Linked DNA regions of Mus musculus: region 1 is linked to region 2. The links are chromatin loops, found by intact Hi-C in ENCODE. Cell type or tissue: gastrocnemius. All regions are shown on one strand.

What was found. Peaks named below come from ENCODE experiments on the same cell type or tissue, not always from the same donor. Only the 100,000 strongest peaks of a DNase experiment are listed, where the experiment ranks them.
Region 1: a loop joins it to region 2, with 2.0 times the contacts of the local background. A loop is called at or near these places in 5 of 42 quality-filtered maps.

Annotation. Positions count from the first base shown.
Region 1 is chr2:150,784,820-150,792,819 of GRCm38, forward strand. It overlaps Pygb (brain glycogen phosphorylase), which reads left to right and starts at 1,977. Exons shown (of 20, transcript NM_153781.1): 1 at 1,977-2,291. The coding sequence starts at 2,049. Gm30141 (a long non-coding RNA gene) reads right to left here and starts at 1,933. Exons shown (of 3, transcript XR_375102.4): 1 at 1,152-1,933. In gastrocnemius, a CTCF peak has its summit at 4,094; DNase peaks (open chromatin) are centred at 1,927, 2,581, 4,143 and 4,540; H3K4me3 peaks cover 2,641 bases; H3K27ac peaks cover 2,533 bases.
Region 2 is chr2:150,900,573-150,908,572 of GRCm38, forward strand. Abhd12 (abhydrolase domain containing 12) reads right to left here and starts at 4,159. Exons shown (of 13, transcript NM_024465.3): 1 at 3,785-4,159. The coding sequence starts at 3,975. In gastrocnemius, a CTCF peak has its summit at 4,475; a DNase peak (open chromatin) is centred at 4,182; H3K4me3 peaks cover 2,191 bases; H3K27ac peaks cover 1,858 bases.

The DNA.
Region 1 (8,000 bases), 120 kb before region 2:
CCCTGCCATCAGGGGCTGAAATTTGATCTTGCTGACTTGAGAATCCCAAGGAAAAAGTGTGGAATGAATTCCAAATCAGAGCAAGAGTAGGGGAAAACATTCCAGTGTGTTGTCTCCCAAGAAGTCTGCCACTGAGTAGAGGTTGAGGTAAATTAACTTTGGAATCATCAAACCAGGAACAACTTAATTTGCCTTTTCTAGAACTGGCACTGGAATGCAGGGTATCCATTGTGCAAACCACACTATTACTGAGCTACACCTCCAGTCCTACACCTGGACTTTTATGACATCCCCTGTGGCAACCTTTATCTCCATAAGCAGGACCGTCTGCATCCCCATCAGCTAACCTAAAGAGGCAAATGAAGGCAAGTCACTGACCTCACTATGTGGGGAAAGCGTCTCCACAACAAGGGAAGGCAGTTCTTCTGGGGCCAAGGGAGTTTACAGGAGGCAGCACTGTATATCGATGACCAGAGGGTCTCATCCCAGAGCTCCCTGGGAAAGAGTGCCAAGCGGCAGCTTTGAAAGCTGCTCCCCACATATGGTGAAGGGTTATGTGTCTCTGTCAGAGAGGCTGATCTCTAGCTATAGGGTATTCCTTCAAAAACTATATATATTCATGTATGAATGTATGTCTGTATAATTTTATGATAGCTTGGTGTCTGGTTATGTAGGAGTCAATTGGATTAAAGTTTTACTTAGGTAGGTTGAGTCCTGCCTTGTTAAAAAAAAAAAAAAAAAAAAAAAACCACCCACCCTTTATCTGGAAAACAAACATTTGCCAAAACTGCCTGAAGGGAAGGTTGTCACAGAGGACTAAGGTCATGCTGAACCTCCTCTTACAGTTTGCTAAGAGAAAAGTTCTTTTACAGTCCAAGACTACTGTTATTTGCAATTCCTGTATGCCTTTTTATTGCTACCTGCCTGATACATATTATTGAAATTATAATGTATTCTTATATAAAACCATTTGTTTCTGCAATTTATGTTGCTGTAAACACTCCTAACTAAACTCCCTTAATGATTAAGGGATTCAGAGACCACTCTGAGATGGTCCCCTAGGCAGGCAGTGTTGCCTCCTGACCTATAAACGGTAAGAAATTTGGGCTGGCCTAAACCCTTTCAGAACCTCAGCTTGCTTCCCTGCTCACCAATGAAATGTTTCTCCTTCTTCTCCTTGTGCATGGCTGACTTCTTTCTGGATGGAATTTTTCTTTAACAACCAGAAAGGTTGTGATTGATAGTAGCCTCTGCCCATCCTTGGAGAGAATGCTGTATACTTAATTTGCAGCAGATTTTTTGTGTTTGTCACTGCAGCCTAGACTGGCGATTTGTATTTTGAGGAGTTCCATGCAGTTTGTTCTCCAGAGCTGAAGTGGTGTCATGGAGGCACAAACATTGATATGACTTATGAATTTTTAGTTTTTGCACAAACAACGTTTTTTTCTTGCGTGTGTTTTCAGAACCACCTGTCAGCTTGGCGACGAGTCCCAGCAGGTATTGGGGGCTGTCTGTCAAGCGTGTGCACACTTCTCTGAACGTTTAACAGAGCTCAGCTACACCTGAGCACCCAATGCAGTCCTAAAAAGGGCATCTGGTGATTCTGTGCAGAGCCAGTCCCTGCAGCCCCGGAAACTCCAGGAAGTCCCTGAATGGCAAGAGTTTGCCTTCCAGTGTGGCAGGCGCAGCCACTGGTTCGGTTTCTACTTTTGCCTCATAAAAGTGGTAAATCTTAGGTATGGGGAAGCTGCAGTCCGGTTTTTCCAGCCCCAGACACACCAGTAAAGGAATAAACCATTTCCCCTCGAGCGTCCACGTTCTCTTCCCGGCTGAAACAGCCTGATTGACGGGCTCTTTCTCCGAGGCTCCGCCTCCAGATCAGCCCACGCCCATCCACAGGGCCCGGCCCTCTCGCAAAGCGCAGGCGCAATCCGTATGAGCCGGCCTCCGCTGCAGTCCTTGGCGCCAGAGACACCGCAGCATCCCAGCGCTAGAGTCTTCTCTGCTCGCTCCAGGGCCGTACCCTGTCCTCTGCCTCTTCTGGCGCCATGGCGAAGCCGTTGACGGACAGTGAGAGGCAGAAGCAGATCAGCGTGCGTGGCATCGCGGGGCTGGGCGACGTGGCCGAGGTGCGGAAGAGCTTCAACAGACACCTGCATTTCACGCTGGTCAAGGACCGCAATGTGGCCACGCCCCGCGACTACTTCTTCGCTCTGGCACACACAGTTCGCGACCACCTAGTGGGCCGCTGGATCCGCACGCAGCAGCATTACTATGAGCGGGACCCCAAGGTGAGCAGCCCGCCCTCCCTGGGAGGGAGACCGAGCCCAGGGCAGGGCGGGTCCCGCCCCCCCCCCCCTCCCAAGTATCGCCCACGGGCCTGGTCCCTGTTGCACCACGGTCACCTGCGACCAATGAAGAGACAGTAGAGTTATGCATCCTCCTTCGAAGGACCGGTGCATACCCTCTCTTTCGGGTTTCGTTTTAATTGAGACCCATCCCCCTGCTCCCCGGCCCGCAGTCCCCAGTCCCTAAGTATGGCTTTGAGTGGCCCCTTGTCTTCCACCGCAGTCAGTCCCCCACCGGTACGTTGTCTGGAATCTGGCTGTATGGAGCCAGGCCTCTGCCCACGGCGGAGTTGCGCATCCCAGAGAAGTGCTCTAGGGGTCTGCTCTTGCCGGCGGATTTTCCGGCTGTTTTCCAGCTGTGGACTTCCGAGATGGCTTCAGAGTTCATGCTTCCTCTACTCCCCCACTCCCCTCCCCCTTTTGTTTTTCTGCAGCCCCGAGCGAAGAAGATGGGGGACTGGAACTAGATCCGGTAGTTTTATGAGTCGGAAAGGGGTGAGATCAGTAATCTGCAGGGAATTGCCCCGCCCCGTGCTCCCCACCCTACCCCCTACTCCGAGACTGATGAGAAGAAAATCACTTGTAATGCCTGCCTGAAACAGGAGAGGGTCCGAAACTCAAAGATGGAATCCTCGTGGGGAAGGCTGCCTTTGAGGTTTCCACCTTGACAAAACTTGTTAGCAAGTTGCTTTAGAAGTTGTAGCATTTTTTCTGTTTTGCAAACCTTTATTCTTAGTAGGAAAACAAAATACACTGAACGGAGCCTTTGACAGTTCTCACCACCCCAACCCCCAAAACTTCTCAGCTCTGTCTGCTGGACTGCTAACTCTGTGCAATTAAGCTGGCTTCAAACCCACGGAAACCCACCAGCCTCTGCCTCCAGAGTGCTGGGATTATTAAGGCGTGTGCCAGCTCCACCAGGTCCCCCAGTCCTCCTTATTCTGTTCCGTTTATGTTTCCAGGTAATTGCTGTTCCTAAATACACAGGTATGCATATTTGTATGCTGCACAATTTTGTGGCTTTTATTTCATCCGAAACCATTTGTGGCTTCACTCATAAACAGGGCTCTGGGTCAGTAATACATACTGGTGCTTTTAAGCTTATGCAGGTATCATATTTTTACACATCCCCTGTTGCAAGAATTTCTCTCTCTCTCTCTCTCTCTCTCTCTCTCTCTCTCTCTCTCTCTCTCTCTGCATTTGGTATGGAGAATTCTGCCTATCTTGTATTAAGACAGAGTGAAAACTAGCAAGGAAAAAACTCTTGCCTATCTGGGGCCAGTTAGTGATGATCTGATTTGCCATAGAAATCTGGGCACCCAGCTGGGCGGTGGTGGCGCACGCCTTTAATCCCCACACTTGGGAGGCAGAGACAGGCAGATTTCTGAGTTCAAGACCAGCCTGGTCTACAGAGTGAGTTCCAGGACAGCCAGGGCTATACAGAGGAACCCTGTCTTGAAAAACAAACAAACAAACAAAAAAAGCCAAAAAAACCAAACCAAACAAACATACAAAAAAGAAATCTGGGCACCCAACAGCTGTCTTAGTGACAGAGCTTTTTAGAGTAATTTTTTTATAGGGCATTAAAGTATATTTGATAATTGCTAAGAGTAAAAATTAATTGCTTTCCAAACTCATTCTGGGGCTTTTTCCCTTCCTGAAATAAAGATGCTGAGGACAGGCTGTTAGAATGCTAGTTGGGCTTCTTCATAGTTAGTATGCAAGGCAGCTTCTAAAGAAGTGGCCCCAAATGGCTAAAACAGGTTATTGCAACAAGGGCTTGGGATCACTGCCAGGGAAACTGGCCAGGAGCAGCGGCTCCCCCAGAATGCCTTGTTAGTAGAAGAGCTGTGTTGCTCAGATTCACTGGTGTTGTTCAAATAGTGGATGACAAGGGATCCAGCTTTGCCTGCAGTTCAAGGTCATTTCTCAGGAGTTGGAGGACACTGTAGGACTCCTGTTGTGGTGAGTCCAGAGATTAAGGAAATGACTCTCTGGGCAGCAATCTACCCAACAGGTACGATGGTGTGTTCCTGTAGACTCAGCTGCCCCAGAGTTTGAGGTACCCTTGGCACAATCCCCTGTCTCATTTAGGAGACAGGAGAGATAGCCCAGCATAGCCCAGCTTTGGGTGTTTGATACCCTGGTTTTCAGTGTTTGTCTGAGTAACTGATGCTGACAGTCAGCCAGTTCACCTCTCTGCACCATGTGAAGAATGTACTTCCAACAAACCACGTCAGAGCCATCCCAGGCTCTGGCAGTGAGTGCCTGGGGGATGTGACCCTGCTTGGCTCAGGCTGGAAGCAGGATGGCCTGTTTGATACAGCAGTGCTTTTATTAGTTCTCCTTTTACAGATATGCAACTTCACACGCATGCTGAGGGGAAGGTTAGAAAACAGTGATGAGCTATCAGGGCCATGTTAACTGTAGTTTCACAGATTACATTGGAAGCGTGGCTCAGTTTGTTTTCTGCATCCTTTCTCTGCACTGGCAAAAACATTTGGGGCTTTTTTCTAACTTATTTCTTATTATATGTAAAACGTGTGTGTGTGTGTGTGTGTGTGTGTGTGTGTGTGTACACGTATGTATGAGGCAGGTGCATATCCTACCAAAATCTGTGTTCAGGCCAGAGGAGAACTTTGAGAATTCAGTTCTTTGCATGTGCAGAAGGCATGTGGTCCTGGGCATGCTAATGGCTTGGGTTGATGGCTGTAGCTTCAGCTGCTGAGTCACCTTGGCAGCTCTTAGTTTTTTGTTTTTTTGTTTTGTTTGTTTTTTTTTTTTTCGAGACAGGGTTTCTCTGTATAGCCCTGGCTGTCCTGAAACTCACTTTGTAGACCAGGCTGGCCTCGAACTCAGAAATCCACCTGCCTCTGCCTCCCGAGTGCTGGGATTAAAGGCTTGCGCCACCACGCCTGGCAAGCTCTTGGTTTTTAAAGCCTTCCATGTGTTCAGTCTTAGGAGTGCACAGCCCCTCAGACTTTCTCAGACCCTCCCGTGGCTGTTGATTTGTCTTTTACTCCATGGCGTTGTGCTTTTGTTCTTTCTTTTTTTAAAAATTTATTTATTATTTTACATTAGTACACTGTAGCTGTCTTCAGATGCACTAGAAGAGGGTGTCAGATATCATTATGGGTGGTTGTGAGCCACCATGTGGTTGCTGGGATTTGAACTCAGGACCTTTGGAAGAGCAGTCAGTGCTCTTATCCACTGAGCCATCTCGCCAGCCCCGCTTTTGTTCTTTCTTAATTGTGTTGTTTGTTATGTGTACTGGTGTTTTGCCTCCACTTACTTCTGTACAGCAGTTTCAAGCCTGGTATCCACGGAGGCCACGAAAGGGTGATGGACTCTCCTGGGGCCTGAGCTACAGACAGTTGTGACCTGCCACGTGGGTGCTTGGGATTGAACCCAGGTCCTCTGGAAGAGCAACCGCTGCTTTAACTACTGATTCATGGCTCCAGCCCTAGCATCGTGGTTGTTAGAAACAGTAATTACACTCATAGTATAGATTCTCATAATTTCTTACGAGATCTACAAGTTCGTCCTGAAACAGCAGAGTCTTGGAGAGCACTCAGTTTAGGAACCAGAAGTCCTGTGCAGCAAAGGACCTAAGTCTAACCCCCCCAACCCCCCCTTTTTTGTTTTGTTTTGTTTGTTTGGTTTTTTGTTTGTTTTGTTTTGTTTTTTTGAGAGGTCTAACCCCTTTTACAAGGGGTTTTTGCTTTACTTAGTGGTACTGGAGATCAGACCTAAGGCCTGAAGCATTCTGAGTATACCTATCACTGAGCAGTGTGAACACTTTTAGCCCTAAACTCCTTTCCATCCTGATTTTTCCCATTTTCCAACTTTGTGATATGCTACTGTGTGTTTAGATTGACACCCACTCACCCCACCCCCTTTTAGTTGGGATCTCTTCATGTAGCCCCGGATGGTCTTGAGTGCTACCCACACCAGCTAGCTGGGTATAGTTTTTAGCCTTCCTTAGCCTCATGTTTTTTCATCTTTAAAACAAAGAGAGTTGAGCTATGGAGTCTATTTTTGAAGCTTCTGTCATTCTAACATGGTCAGGTTTTATGTTTGCTTGTAAAATGTCCCCATTTAATGTTGACATTCCCTTTATGCAGAAATGCTGGGAGCCAGAAGAGTCCAAGGCCATCTTTGGTTACATAGCAATTTTGAGATCAGCATGAACCATACAAGAGACCCTGTCTCAAAATCCAATATCTCACTAGGTGTGGTGGCACATGTTTTTGAGGCATAGGCAGGCTTGTTTCTGAGTTCAAGGCCTGGTCTTCATAGTGAGTTCTAGGCTATCCAGGGCTATACAGTAAAACCCTGTCTTGGAGGAAGAGGGAGACAGGGAAGAGAAAAAAGTGGAGGAGAAAGAAGAAGAAGAGGAAGAGGACGAGGAGGATAAAACAAAAAATAAGAAGGAGGAGGAGGAGAGAGAGGAGGAGGAGGAAGAGAAGGAGGAGGTGGAGGAGGAGGAGGAGAAGAAGAAGAAGAGGAAGAGGAAGAGGAAGAGGAAGAAGAAGAAGAAGAAGAAGAAGAAGACGACGACAACCAAAAATCAAACTCTATCCAGAGAGATTTGAGCAAGATGTAACATGAGAGTCACAAGCTAAAATAAGCATAGCCAAGACATGGGTAGAAAAAGACTTAGGATCTATAGCAAGCAAGGAGAGTATGGAAGTTATTTCCAAAGCCGTGTCTTCTCAGAACAGAGCAGGCATTGAAAAGTTAGTCACAAGGCCTGTGATATACTGGGACTGGCTTCCTCCTCAGCATGCTCACTTAAGCAGTGGACTTGTGAGTATACTCATTTCAAGGTCAGGGATCACACATTTCAAATATTAAAGTGTGAGACCTTGTCTCAAAAAAGAAAAAGATTAAAGGGCAGGCGGATTTCTGAGTTCGAGGCCAGCCTGGTCTACAGAGTGAGTTCTAGGACAGCCAGGGCTACACAGAGAAACCCTGTCTCGAAAAACTAAAAAAAAAGAAAAAAAGAAAGAAAAGAAAAACTAGTTGAATAACCTGTGGACCTTGTGGTTTGGGAGGCTTCATGGTATCGGTAGGTTGAGGAAAAACAGCTCTTCTAAGAAGATAAACACAGTGAATTTGCATGGTCTTGCAGCGAGTCTGGACCAGCTGCTGAGAAGGTAATCCAGCAACCTGGGTAGTCTCTGAGCACTGTATCTGGGGCTTTGTTAGACTTCATAAGCAGTGGGAGCTAATGCTAAAATCTTCTTGACATTACTAGTCGTCTGATATGTTTCTACTTGTGTGTATGAAGGTGATCTTTCTCTCTAGCAGGCTTCCCCAACAGCAGATAACGCAGGTCTTTGGCCCCAGACTGGTGGTAGGCTCAGTGTTGACCAGAAGAAGACGCCTGTCAGTGAGTGCGCACCTTTGGCCTCTGCTCTTACAGGCTCTGAAGGTTAATTTTATGTGTAAACTTGGCTGGGACACAGTGCCCAGACATTAACATTGTTTTGATTTACAGGAAGATGGTTTTGGGGGTCAGATGGACACTTCAATCCATAGATTTGATTCTACATTTTATTTGCTTTAAGGCACACCTCCCTGTGTAGCTCAGTTGGCTTTGAACTTGTGATCTTCCCACCTCTGCCTCCTGACTGGGATTATCGGCAT
Region 2 (8,000 bases):
GAAAAATGGGAGGTGCTGACTGTGTTCCTTGGTATTTACATGAAGAGTCATAAGACTACGAAACCTCCCATGCAGCTCATTGTATCTGTCCATCCCTAGATTTGGTCGAAAGTCTGGGAGAAGAAAGGCCATCCCTGTAGGTTGAATACGTGTCTTCTCAGGGTCCAAGTTAGAACATGTGTACCTTCTATGCACTGTCAAGAATTCCAAGGTTACAAGAAGAAAAAGAAACTCCTACAAAATCCTTCATCTGCCCATCTCTGCTCATCAGACAAAGCAAATTATTATCATTCCTCTTCCCAGGGCATAGGGTTCCTATATTAATTATATCAAATATTTACCTTCAAAAAAAAATCACCCTTTGGCCCACCCAGAACTTAAAACAAACAAAATGGGGGCTTTTGGTCTCAAATTTTTTTCCATCTGAATTAGCTACAGTGGGATTTTTTGGTTTTGTTTTTAAGTTGATTAGACCATATTTAAAAAAAACAAAACAAAACAAAAAAAAAACCACCCCACACAAATGGCACTTAAAAATCCAGCTACCATTAAAAAAAAAAAACAAAACAACAAAAAAAAAAAAAACACCAGCAACAAACTCCTTAGCAAAAGAACTAGCATTACATTTAATGGCAAAAACCAAAAACAAACAAACAAACAAACCATCAAAAACACTATCAGTAAAAGCATGAAAGTGCCCAGTATCAGACATAGCACTTAACTGTAATAAAGTCATGAACTAGTCAAGGTACCCGGTATCACCCACAGTTCTTGGCTGTCAGTAAAGTCATGGACTAGTCAAAGATGTCCAGAATCATGGATAGTACTTGGCTTTCTGTCAGGATATACCATGCATCAGGAAAGAGACGGAAACAAGTGACATAAAAATTTGAAGACAAGGGACAAAATTCTTATTACTTACAGTTGTCATCACAGAAGACTTAGAAGACCAAAGAGAATGGACTGTAAAAACCATGAGAAATAATGTTACTAGTTATGAGCTAAAACAATAAGAATACATGCTATGATAAAGAATCCTATTTTCAACAACAACAACAAAAGAAATAATTAGGATAAAAATGCATAGGAGAGAGGCCAGCAAGATGACTTATCCAGTAAAGGGGTGTTGGAGAACTGAGTTCAACAGCAGAACCTACATAAAAGTAGAAGGGAAAACAAATTTCCTGAAATTGTCCTCTGACCTTTACATTACACAAGTAATTCCACACACAAATCATACATACACAAAATCATAAATAAATAAAAAGAGTGTATAGAATTTTTCTAAAGGAAGTACATAGGGAACAAAGAAAAAGAAAAACAGAATTTTAAGATAAAGTAATCAGTAAGGCATTTCTGAGATTTTAGGAAATGGCTGTGCAGACTGGATGTTATACATAGCTGATATATGATACCCCACTATTACATTGTTTCAAATCACTTCTTTTCATTCAAGTAATTCTAAAGTACTTATAAATAAAATCTGCTCAAAAATAGTCTAGTTCCCACCCTGAGGGGAAAAAATGGCGAGAAGAGGAATGATTCTAGATGCTAAACAGTGACAGCTTAAAAGTGTGTGACAGATAGAGGGCCATCAGAAGATTTTATCCACTTGCATGTCGCTACAAGTATCCAAAAAGAAGAGTTAAAAGAAATAAGCAAGGTCCAAATGTCTTAGGAGCAGGCAACCTACACTGACAGAGGTCACGATCAGTACTAATTCTTCAGTGCGGACTTTGGCTTTACCTGCTAGTTATCAACACACCCTCCGGCCAGCAACTCCACTTCTAGGAATTTATTCCGTAGATACTCACTTACTCAACGGGCTTTTTAAATTTTATTTGTTTGCTTGTTTGTTTGTTTGCTATCTCTTGGCATGCCCTGGGAATGCAGAGGTGGAGAGAGCAACCTACTCTCATTGCATTTCCATTCTTGTTGGGGAGGAGACAGGTAAAACAACTCAACAAGTATTCATGCGTTACAAAGTCAGGTAAGTAAGACGGTAAACAGGGCTGCGCTGGGCTGGCCTGAGTGAAGCGCCAGAAAGCCTGGCCAAGGCAACAGGGGAAAACAACTATGGAGTAATGGTCCGGTCCGATCTGGCCTTCCTTCATTATGCTTTATTCCCCCAAAGCCTCTGTTCATTCAGAGGATGTGGGCACCATCTGAATGATTCTCTTTGTACTACAATATCAATCAGGTCCTTTTAATGCAAGGAAGGTGTCAGAGCAGTATTCCTGCTGGCCTCCCAAACATGGCTGTACATAGCAATTTGATTTTTTTTCAACGAAAGAATTTCTAAGTTATCTAAGCTATATGCAAAGCATATGAATAAAAGTGCAATCGAATTATCAAGGGATTTTAAAGAAGGTAAACTTTTCTTAAGACAAAGTAAAGAGTACATAAGTCTTTCAAAAGATTGATCACCTGCTAGTTCATTTTTAATTACATGCTATCCATTTATTTTGTGTGCATGTATGTGAGGTGGTCTGCATGGAGGTCAAAAGCCAACTTATGGGAGACAGTTCTCTCCTTTCACCATTAAGTCACAAGAAGGATAGATCTCAGGTCATTAGGCCTGATGGCAGGAGCCTTCCCCAGATCAGCAATCTCACCCACGCTCTGGTAGTAAATTTTACCTACAAACAGCCAGTTCTGGTCTTTCTGCAAGATGGAGAATCACTGACTTAAAGATCTCGGTAGTTGAAGTTCATGATCTTTTAAGCACAGAGCTTCAAGCTCTGATTTTCTTTCTTGGGTAAATGTTTAACATATACAACAAACGATCAATTGATGCAAAAAGAAATGACTGCTACAACTCCTGACTTAGGAACATTGCAAACTAATATTTCTGGTCATACACTATCAAGGCTTCAAAACTGCCAACAGAGATAATAGTCTACAAACTATCAAATTAAGAAACCAGATAGAGGGAAAGAAACCTATTCCTATATAAAACAGGCTACTCAATTTTGAGATCAGCTTTACATAACTGCCTCTTCTCCATCCTAAAAGAAGGATGCAAGTCTAACTCACCGACCAATCCCAGAAGATTCCAGGACCTTACAGAGTAATTTTCAATGACCAATTCCTGTGCAGATTTCAAGTGCTTTGTAACTAACTACCTGCATAGACAACCACCAGTTCTCTCCAACAGCTGAGAATGGATGCATCCATCCATCCTTTCCTTTGGATTCTGAAAACGGCTTAACCCTTGAAAGGGGGTCGGTGAATGCAGCTCTGACCTGCGATTAGCTAGCGAAGGGAAGGACCAGACAGGAGAGTTGCTACTGAGCTCCATATACGGTCAAGGCAAAGCAGGTGAACTGGCTAAGAGCACTTGCAGGGTCTTTGGTCTTGCCGTTCACCCTGCGTGGTCCTCTTCTTAAGGGCAGCCTTTCAAACTCCTCGGGAGACTCTTTCCAGAGCCAGTCAGGAATACTGGGCCCCTGATTACTATGGACTCAACCACTAAGTATCTCTGCAGGCTAACCTGATAAGGATGCCAGCCAGGGTGCTGGGTGGGTTAGTGAGCAGCTCGTGGAGGGGGTGGGAGGGTGAGATGGGGGTTGAAGGAGAGCTCCAGAGGCAGATGTTTGGAGGAAAGAATGGGGTTGGACGGTCCCTGCGGGCCAGACGAGGGGAGGTAGTCTTTAGAAGGGTCGAAGAGGACGCCGGGAGGATGGAACCGTGTGATGCTCCCGCAGCAGATCTCTGAAGGTGGGAGCCTGGGACTACCTGCCCTCCAGGTGAGGGGCCCGCGCGTGTCTGCACCGCATCTCACCTGCCCAGCGCCCGCTTCATGCCCGCGTCGGATGCGCTGTGCGGCTCTGCCGTCCCCTTGCCCGCCAGACGCAGGTTCTGCTTCAAGCTGCAGTCGGCGTCCAGCGCCGCGGCGGCCGAGCCGGAGGAGGACGAGCCTGAGGCGGCGCAGCGCTCATGCTCCAAGGTGACGGGCTCGGTCCGCTTCCTCATCCCGCGGCCCTGTCGGCAGCAGCTCTCGGCGCCCTGGTTTCGCCCGCCCGCCTGCGCCGACCTCGCTGCAGTCGCCGCCGCTCACAGCCGTCACCACCCGGAGCCGGGAGCCCACTGCGGGTCACATCCCAGCCCCAGGCCGCGGCGCCCGCTATGGACCAGCGCCGGAGGCCGGTCGGCCACCGCGGCCAATCAGCGCACGAGTCCAGGAAGCCCCGCCCCAGACACGCCCCCGGCAGCTCCGCTTCACAAGCAGCGCGCCCAGCATCCCCAGCGCCAGCCACAGCCATCTTGGAGAAGGGCGGAATAAGCTGAAACTGCGGGTCATTTTCAGGGCAGGGCTAGTCTGAAGGGTCTTAGTGCGTTTACGAAACGGATTAGGGCCAGTTTGGATTCTCCTGCTGGGTTGCTTTAGGTGCAACTCAGGTGCCCTCTGCCTACGAACTGAGGCAGGCCCTATCTAAGATCTAAGTGGTCCGAATGGGGAGGGTGCTAGGGAGTCCTTGAGGGCACTAGCTCCGTTTGCTGGGCAAAATAGGCTCTCTCTACTCCCTCTTTAGGGCATTTGGCGCCCCTAAAAAGCTAGAGCCCCAGATGTTCTCTAGATTTGATATACTCAACAAAAAAGCTTTACAGAGAGAGAGAGACTCCAGTAGCTAATGTATTGTTTAAACAAGTTTATATTTACTTTTTTTTTTTTTTTTTTGTCTTTTCGAGTCAGGGTTTCTCTGTGTAGCCCTGGCTGTCCTGGAACTTACTTTGTAGACCAGGCTGGCCTCGAACTGAGAAATCCGCCTGCCTCTGCCTCCCATATATTCACTTTTTCTTTCGCTGAATGTAAGAAAATGAACTGCCTGCGTATGCTTTGAAGTCTTCTATTAAAGTTTGGATCTTCATAAGAACGATTAGGACTGGTAAGAAGGCAAGGAAATCCGTTTCAAAGAGGAATTTGCACTCTGACATCCAAATTTAATAATTCAATCCACCTGAAAAAAAATGAAAGGACACGTTGTAGCTTTTAATAGTTTTTGTTTTGTTTGATATAGCATGCATTTTACTAATGAGTTACTTTTGTAATTTCAACATGCATGTAATCAGTTTGAAAAATATTGGCAACTGATAAAGATTTAATAGGAACTTAGAAATGTAATGGATTATGTTGTTGCCTTTGTAATGATAGTTACAACTTGCAATTCAAGAATTTCTTTACCATTTTTGCTATATTATAACCTATGTTCATACTGTATGAATATCTACAGTCTTTAAAACATCAACAAAATAGTACTATAGATTTGAATATTCAAAAAGGAAATTAAATGCTTAAAGATAGTTTTGACCTATCAGTCATAAAATCTTTATAGAAAAACAAAAGAACAAATAGCCCTGGTAGGACATGCCTGAAGTTATTACAGAAGCTGACATCAGGAGGGTTGCAGATTGGAGGCCAACCCAGGCAATTTAGCGGCTTCTGTCTCAAAATAACACAAATAAAAAGAGCTGAATATAGCTCAGTGATAGCATTTCCTCAGTATACCTGAGGATTGGGGTTCCATTATACAGAGGAGGGGGGGGGGAGGAGGAAGAAGAGGAGGAGGGGAAGAACTGGAGGGAGGAGACAGAGAGGGTGTAGAGCTAGATTTTGTCAATATGATCCTTATCTCTTGGTCTCCTAATGTTTAAATATGCTTCCACACTGGGTACGCTCCCATTGTATCTCTGGGTCATACCCTTTCTAGATCTAAGGCTCTTTATCAAATGTTCTACTTCTTGTTGACGTCTAATAGGCACTCAACCCTCCTAGCTCATCCCCTTTCCCTCCCAAGAAATGAATGGGAACTCCATCCTTGGCTTTCTTGGAGTCAAGACTCTGGTTTCATCCTTGATTTTTCCTTTTTTTTTTCTTTTTTTATGACACCACACCCGTCATCAAGTTTTACATCAGCCCTGTATCAAAAATCCAGCCTCTAACCAGTTCCTATCTCCTCCACCAATCCCCACCTTGGACCAAACAAACAGCCATCATTCCTCACTTGGATTTCCTTAAAGGTCTAAGAGGCCTCTTGCCTTCACTTTTGTTTTGCTTCCTTCTGTCTAACATCTGCCACAGAACTGAATCTGTCACTAAAAACCCTTTGGTTGGTTCCCACCTCTCTCAAAACTGGAAGCTTGTATCCAAAAGGCTCTACAATAGCCTACCTGACAGAGCTCCAGCCCCACTTCTCAGGATCAAACTTCTCCCAGGATCACTGCCTCTCTCATGGTCCTTCACAAAGCTACACAGCCCCTCCCCAAGACCTTTACACTTTGATTCTTGTTGAAAAACCCTGCCTTCCTAAAGCCTACTATCTACAGAGTTACACCCCTGCCCTATGAGAGTTATGTTTGCCGAACACTTACTCAGAACTCTCAGACCTTCTCATTTTTGCTGCGTTCACCTTTCTGGGTTTATCCTGGCTAGTGCGTAGCACCAAAATACTTGACATTGATACATCTTTATCTGTATTGATGTTTTCCACACTGCAAGATAGACTCCAAGAAAGGACCTTGTTTACTGCATTATCTTCAGTATCCGGACCAATGCTTGGCTCATAGTACACACTTCATAAATATTTGCTGAAGGAAAGATAGAATCATCAAGGCTGCGCATGGGTATTCTACTGTTCCCATTTTAAAAGTAAAGAAGTCTAAAGGTCAATAAAAGACTCACCTCCTAGCTGAAATTGAAACTAGACATGGATGAAACTACTGGTTTGTGAATCATAATCCTATAGCAGTATTTTGAGAGTTTAATAGACACTATAGTACCTAAGTATCCCTAATTGACATAAAAAGAAAATCCCTATTTATTTAGCTATCTACCTACTTACCTATCTGTTGCTTTCTGAGACAGGGTCTCATACTCTAGCCCAGGTTGGCCTGGAACTCTCTGGAATACTCTTGCTTCAGCACCTGGAGTGATAGCATTACAGACATGAGGCACAACAAACACCTCAACAAGTGGTTTCTTTTTAAAGTGGGGGCATTGTCCTGTTTGCAGCCTTAACAGATCACGCCACACTCCAAGCAGCCTCCCTTCCTCCAGGAACAGCTACAGGAATATGACAGACCAGTGCTTTGACTCTGAAGTCACAAAATCTTGCCTTCCCCAGCTGACCCAGAAATAGAGGCAAACTGACTTTAAGCAGCTAGCATGTAGCATGAGGTACTTTCCATGCCTACTACCTTGTGGCTTTGGACCACCTCCTCCCTCTGCAACTTTTTTTCTAGGATCTCTGCTTAGTTTGGTGGAACCGAAGTACCCCTCTTCAGAGCCCTACCATACTGTATGTGAATTGATAAGTAGCAAAGCTCTCACTTGAAGAACAGTTTGTCTCAGGACCTCTCTCTGAAACACCTCTCTCAACATTGTCCAGTTACTCTAACAGTCTTGTTAGCTACATTTGCAAAAGAACAAGACAAAAATCTATTATTGTTTTATAGACGTTAACACTTTTTTCAAAAATCAGCTAAATAGTAAGGCAATGTGGCACACACCTTTCATTCCAGCACCCAGGAGACAGAGGCAGGTGGATTTCTATGACTCTGAGGTCAGCCTGGTCAACACAGTAAGACCCAATTTCAAAGGGGGTGGGTGTGGGTGTGAATGAAACAAGTAGGTTTTATGGTATGGTTTTATCTTGGGTTGTGAAGGTTAGAGAATTTTTGTCTACTTGACACAAACGTAATTATATCTGGGAAGAGGGAATCTTGAGGAACTGCCTTCATCAGAATCGCTTGGCCACTCTGTAGGAGTATTCTTAATTAATAATTGACTTGGGACAGCCCAGACCACTAAGGGGAGTGTCACCCCAAGGCCTGGGAAGCCATGGGAAGCCAGTAAGCAGCCTTCTTCCAGGATCTCTGAGTTCCTGCCCTGAATACCCTTTATGGCATGGAACTACAACTGCAAGCTGAAATTAGCCCTTTCCTTTTTAGTTTATCTTTGGTCATGGTGTCTTATCACAGAAACAGAAGGCAAATCAAGA